Regions from separate parts of the Homo sapiens genome. Here region 2 is linked to region 1. A link is a loop called in an ENCODE intact Hi-C map of the cell type or tissue named here. Cell type or tissue: endothelial cell of umbilical vein. All regions are shown on one strand. Links, peaks and the distances in the headings refer to the core of each region. The heading gives the core; the rest is flanking DNA.

Evidence for each region. Hi-C counts contacts between places; a loop is a spot of excess contacts. Peaks named below come from ENCODE experiments on the same cell type or tissue, not always from the same donor. Only the 100,000 strongest peaks of a DNase experiment are listed, where the experiment ranks them.
Region 2: it touches region 1 in a loop (4-fold over the local background); 6 of 110 quality-filtered maps call a loop at or near these places.

What each region holds. Positions count from the first base shown.
Region 1 is chr7:29,188,159-29,191,072 of GRCh38, forward strand. It overlaps a transcript of CPVL not described here and a transcript of CHN2 not described here. Among named protein-coding and RNA genes, the nearest start is that of CHN2, 5.2 kb to the right of the region's middle. RefSeq lists an enhancer at 1,659-1,808. In endothelial cell of umbilical vein, for the core only: a CTCF peak has its summit at 1,744 (motif pointing right); a DNase peak (open chromatin) is centred at 1,743.
Region 2 is chr7:29,254,539-29,257,452 of GRCh38, forward strand. All of the region lies in intron 1 of CHN2 (chimerin 2), which reads left to right. Among named protein-coding and RNA genes, the nearest start is that of CHN2-AS1, 47 kb to the left of the region's middle. In endothelial cell of umbilical vein, for the core only: no CTCF peak of the experiment used is centred there; DNase peaks (open chromatin) are centred at 1,173 and 1,703; H3K27ac peaks cover 311 bases.

The DNA of each region.
Region 1 (2,914 bases), core at 281-2,780:
AGGAACAGAGGCCACCTAGAGTTCCTAACTGGACTTTTATGCTTTAGACACTATATTACATCTATCACTTCATTCCATCATCACAAAGTCTGTAAATAGGGATTATTAACCCATTTTAGAGACCAAGAATATAAGATTAAATAATTTGCTCAGGGTCACACAGCTAATAAATGACAAGCTAGGAGTGAAGCCCAGGTCTTTTTGACTCCATAAATACATATTAAACTTTCCTAGAATCATTTTCTCATGCTTTGTTTTACAGACAATCTGGAATATTTGTAAAAGGCCAAAATATGTTTTCTGTATCAGAAGATTGGCTCAGATATTGTGTCTGTTAGCTTTCCTTCAATGCCCATTTACTCTCCTTTTTTTATTTTTTTTTTAAAAAAAAGAGGATTTCTGTTTTGTTATTGAACGTATAGCTGCTACAGGGAAAGAAATGAAAATATTGATTCAGATTTTCTTGGGGAGTGAAGGCAGAGGACATTCAGAGTACAGGATCTGCTCGGTTCCCTGGGCTGACAAGCTAAAACTGTGGATAAGAAAATGCCAGCTGTCTAGAAATAGTCTTTGAGGCTTGATTTTGGACGTTTTGTTAAAAACAACAACAACAACAAAACTGCTGAAAAGAAAGTCGTCACCGGCATGGATAATAGCTATAATTCCCAAACAGAAATCATTTCTATAGCTATTTTAAAAATTTGTCCCAGTTGAAATGTAAATGTCACAGGAAGGAGTCAAGGTTGTTTTGTAGGATCCCCCACAGCAAGGATATAGTTTTCCTCATACCTTTTTTTTTTTTTTTTTTGAGACAGAATCTCTTGCTCTGTCGCCCAAGCTGGAGTACAGTGGCACAATCTCAGCTCACTGCAACCTCTGCCTCCTGGGTTCAAGCAATTCTCCTGTCTCAGCCTCCCGAGTAGCTGACATTACAGGCGCACACCATCACGCCTGGCTAATTTTTATATTTTTAGTAGAGACGGGGTTTCACCATGTTGGCCAGGCTGGTCTCGAACTCCTGACCTCAAATGATCTGCCCAACCTCAGCCTCCCAAAGGGCTGGGATTACAGGTGTGAGCCACCGCGCCCAGCCAGTTTCCCTCATATCTTTATTCCCCAGGCCTCGTATACTCCCTGGCACATAATGAGTGTTTAGTCAACATGACTGAGTGAATTAATGAATGCTTGAATAAATGAACAGGTAGTAGAGAATGAATATATTGGATATCGTTATGAAAGCAAATTTTCATAGAAAAAGAGCATAAAGCCATAGGAACCCCCGCAGAAGACACGAAAAACAAACTCACTCCCTGCTTTTGCCCAGAGCAGGCTTACAGCTGGCTTCACTTTAGTTTATCCTAGATTTCTCTTAGGACATTGAAGACAGAAAAGATGTTTGTAACCTGAAGTGTCAGGGAACAAAGCCAGAAGGTGCAACATGCAGAAGAAAACATATTCAATGAGTTTCTGAATGCTATCCTGTTTTTCTCTTCAAACAGAAAGAAAAACTCTCTCTCTCTCGGCCCCCCACCCCCTACACTCCCCTTCTCCCTCTCTGTCTTTCCAGTCAAAGAGACTGCAGCGGATGGCATGCCTTAAGTGCCTGCATGTGCCGATCTGATCCGCCCAAGCTAAGTGGCCAAATAGGATACTCCAGGCAATACCCCCAAGCCCCCCTGCAGCTCAGTGAGAAAGACGATGCAGGAATACCTGTGCCTGCGTCGTGTGCCGCCACTAGGGGTCCCCAGCAGCAGGCGATGTGAACTGGGAATTGGGTAGCAGAGGCGGCCTCCCTTTGTCTGCACCCCAGGTGTGGACTCCTCTTTGTTCAGAGGCAGGGCCGCTACCTGCGGCGTCTGAGCTGCCTGCTCATTAACCCATCCTGGGCCGTCTGTGCACCTCCTGAGGAAACAGCGGGTTTCTCAGCTCCTGCCCCTAGTGACGCCTGCCTCAGAAGAGCCAATGCGTTCTCTTTCTCAGGACTAGGTGTCTTTGTATTTGAAATAAGGCTTAAACTACAGAGCGAAATATTTCTCACTACAGCAAAAGAGCATTTTGATGTTGAGAAATTGATGGCAAAAGGACCACTTTCAGGGTACGGTAGAGTACTTGCCATAAAATATTTAAAGCTAGTTGACGAATAGCCCTGCTATTCTCCTGTGAATGCCCACCACTGGATTAATCTTGAAAGTAAGGAATACAGTATTTCATTCTGTGTTTAGCACAGGGAAAGGGAATGACCTTCACTAAAAAACACTCCAGAATGCCTGCAGTGAGGGAGCACAGCTCCTGCTATGACAGCCACGTTCACCCTGCAGTGCTTTCTTGTCTGCTTTTAAACTTCAAAAGAATGGTGAAACAAAATAAACAAATTACACCACCATAAGAGCTACCCTGCAAACAATAAATCATGTGAATTGTAACAGCCGGTGAAGGAGGGTGGGGTGGGGATTGCAAATATTTACTCCATCAAGATTTTATTCTTATGTTTCACCGTTTCAGTCTTTTTTGATCACAGCAAAGGTAGTATCCTTACATGACCGTCAAGTTCTTTCTTTTGCTGCAGATGTGTTGTTACTCATTGTCTTGTAGCTCAGTGGTCACAGCTACTAACGTGGAAAGGAACTGGCATACAAGAGAACCATTTACAGATGTCCTTAATTTGCTCATTTACTCAATGAGTAAACAATTGAACAACATCCACTGAGCACCTATTGTATGCAAAGTATGGTAGACAATACAGGGGCTGGGCAAACAAGGATCCTGCCCCCACCATGCTTTTTTTTTTTTCCCTGAGACAGGGCCTCACTCTGTCTCCCAGGCTGGGGTGCAGTGGCATCAACAGAGCTCACTGCATCCTTGAACTTCTGGACTCAAGCAATTCTCCCCCCTCAGCCTCCCAAGTAGCTAGGAC
Region 2 (2,914 bases), core at 158-2,657, 66 kb after region 1:
AGCCGCTCTAAGGAGTTTAAGCAGAAAATGACTTATGACAGGGTTTTAGGGACCTTAGAGAACCACGACTGCTCCAGTAGTAACTCCCTTGTCACCACCACTCACACCCAGCATTGGTTACCGGGGACTGGACATGAGAATCTCTGCGAGCTGCCCCAGAAAAATCACACATACTAGGTCTCTAGGAGGGGCCAATCTCTCTGTACAGCCACTGCTTGGCACCGTCTCCTTTCAAATGTCATGTAAATGTGTCTGCTCCTCAGAGCCTGGGTCACATTTAGACTTGTTGTGCAAGGGAGTCTGGGAAATGTAGTTTTTAGCTTTCCAGTTTCTGTAGTTCAAGCAGGTTTGCTTAAAGGAGATTGGTCAGAGTGCTCAACTAGCAACACCCTGTCTAGCACAGAAGTCATTCTGAGCAACGGCATGCAGTTGTCCTACCAAGAGAGCGTGCAGGTCATAGAGTGGTGAGACCACTGGGAGGAGGTACTGGAAGACCAGGGGAACACAGGAAAGAGTTCAGGTCCATTTACACCAGGAGCCTGCCAGACAGGCACCCAAGAATGGACAGTGGGTTACTGATGGTCATAGAGAGGGGCAGAAGAGGAGAGGGGTGGAAGTAATTTTCCCTGGACATGCCCGGTGGATTGTGTGCAGAGGGAGACCTGCTTCTGCATTTCCCTTTGCCTGGTCACTGTCTCAGGCACTCAGTTTCAGACAGGCATGTGGCTCCAGGGAAGGCCATCGAGCTCACTTCAGAGCCCAGCCAGCCCCATCCCGGCAGAGTCAGGATGACAAAGGCAGGGCTCCTGTGGCCTGGCCCATGTGACCCCCAGCCAGTCCTAAATCTTGGGGCGTGGGAAGGAATAATCACGAGGCAAGGAGGAGACGGAACACCCTCCACACTGAGAAGCCTTTGTTAGAACCTTCCAGCCATGAGGTCAGAGGAAGAAGCTGAGTGATCTCTTAAAAAAATATGTATATATATATTAGTTGGGGGTTTTCTTTTTCTCTTGTCTTTCTTTTCAATCTAGGTTTGTGTTTTATAGACTGTGTGATACAGGCAATGGGACAACTGGGCAGTTAGTTGGAACTGACCTTGCAGACAGCCAAGACGGCAAGCTGGGTGACTCAAGTTCAGAATGGGTTTTTTATAAAAACAAACAAACAGCCATGATTGATGTCTCCCTTCTCATCTTTTATATATCCTTTTTTATGGGCAGTTGTGGAGAATTGGACTGGTTTACTGACATCATTTCTCTCTTTGCAGGCTGATTTCATCTTAGTCCTTTACACAGGTATACCTTCTGTAAGGACAGAATCTATCAATGCAACTTGCAGTATGCAAAAACCATTATCTAGAAACTGATTCAGTTTAATGCTATTAAATGCAATCAGAAGTTACCAAGCCTCTTACTGGAATGCTCTTCCAAATGTAACTTAATCCAATTTACCTTTCCTTTGGTATTTAAGTTCCTGACAGCCAGAGCAGACATTTCTCAGACAAGAGTGATTTGACTTGTAACACATGCCTTTTTTCTTTCTTTTCGTTCATTTCATGTAAACAATTAGGTGTGATGTTACAGTGAGCTTTCACCTTTAGGTTGTGGTCAGCTCTAGACCCAGTGAGAGGCTGCCATGTCATAAACTTGATTTAAATGCCATGGGTGTGCCAGGTGTTTTTGGGTGAATGAATGAGACATATGCCCTCAAGCCCCAGATAACTTCTCAGTCTATTTCAGAATCACTGAATCATGTGACAGTATGAGAACACTTTATCTCTAATAAAGCTGGAGTGTAATGACTCATTCTCACATAGTTTTAATGTTTATCGATTTCAAGTGTTCTTTCTTGATAAGAAAAGGTTTGTATGTGAACATTCGAAAGAAGAGCAACGGGCATTTTTTGTTCTTTCAATTTTAACACAAGTACAATATTTTAACCTTTACCTTGTGATTTTTGGGTGTATGCAGTGCAGCTTGCCTATAGGTGATTTAGTTGTTCGTTTCTGACCTCATTACAAAGAAGTGGTGGAAGCTGGGTGGATCTTTTCATTCCCCAGTATATTCTGCCAGAAGCTGGTGCTCATGGATCATTTGTTCAAGGACTTAAAGTTCAATTTCTAGTCAAGGTAAATTATGGCTACATCAGGCTGGTCTGGCACAGGTGATCTCGATGATCTTCTGAAAGCTGTCCATGTGGGCTCCAGGGTAGGGAACCTAGAGGAACTTAGGCAGGCCAGGGAGCCAATTCTATAGTATTTGAGGAGGAACCGATCGCCCCCCCACCACGATCCAAACCTACCTACAGGGCCCTCTGTTAACCAAAGACCTTGTATTAGCAAGGAGTTCTGGCTGAAAATTCCTTTTGTCATTGGGGGAAACAAACCCTAAGCAATGTATGTGATACTTTCTTGGAGCCCAGGCCATCTGGGTAGCATGAGTTTTCTTTAAATACATCCCGAGTAAGGCAATAGATTTCCTTCAGAGCATTTGGCAATTAAGACTGGGGCTGTCAACTAGGCTTACTGTTAAAAACCTGCCCTGCTTTCCCAGGCTGCCTGGTCTGAAATTCAGATGCCTCCACCAGAAAATAGGTTTACTCACCCATTGTCTTGGCCACCATCTTCCTTGACCACACCTGAGTACCGTGAATGACCACCAACCCTCACTGAGGCCATTTGCCAGATGGCTCTAAGTGTGGTCCATCCTAGCCCTGGTTTCCATTTGGCTTGGTCACACCACTGTGTCCTATATGTGTCTTTCAATCGCCACTTCAGTGGCCTGCGGTCATCTCAATACAGCACATGTATTAAAAAAACCAAGCCCAGGGAGTATCTCACAGCAGTTTGGTGGTCTTCACTTCTTCCATATGCCAGTGTCAGCAACTCTGCTGTCCCTGTTCCTTGGGCACAACT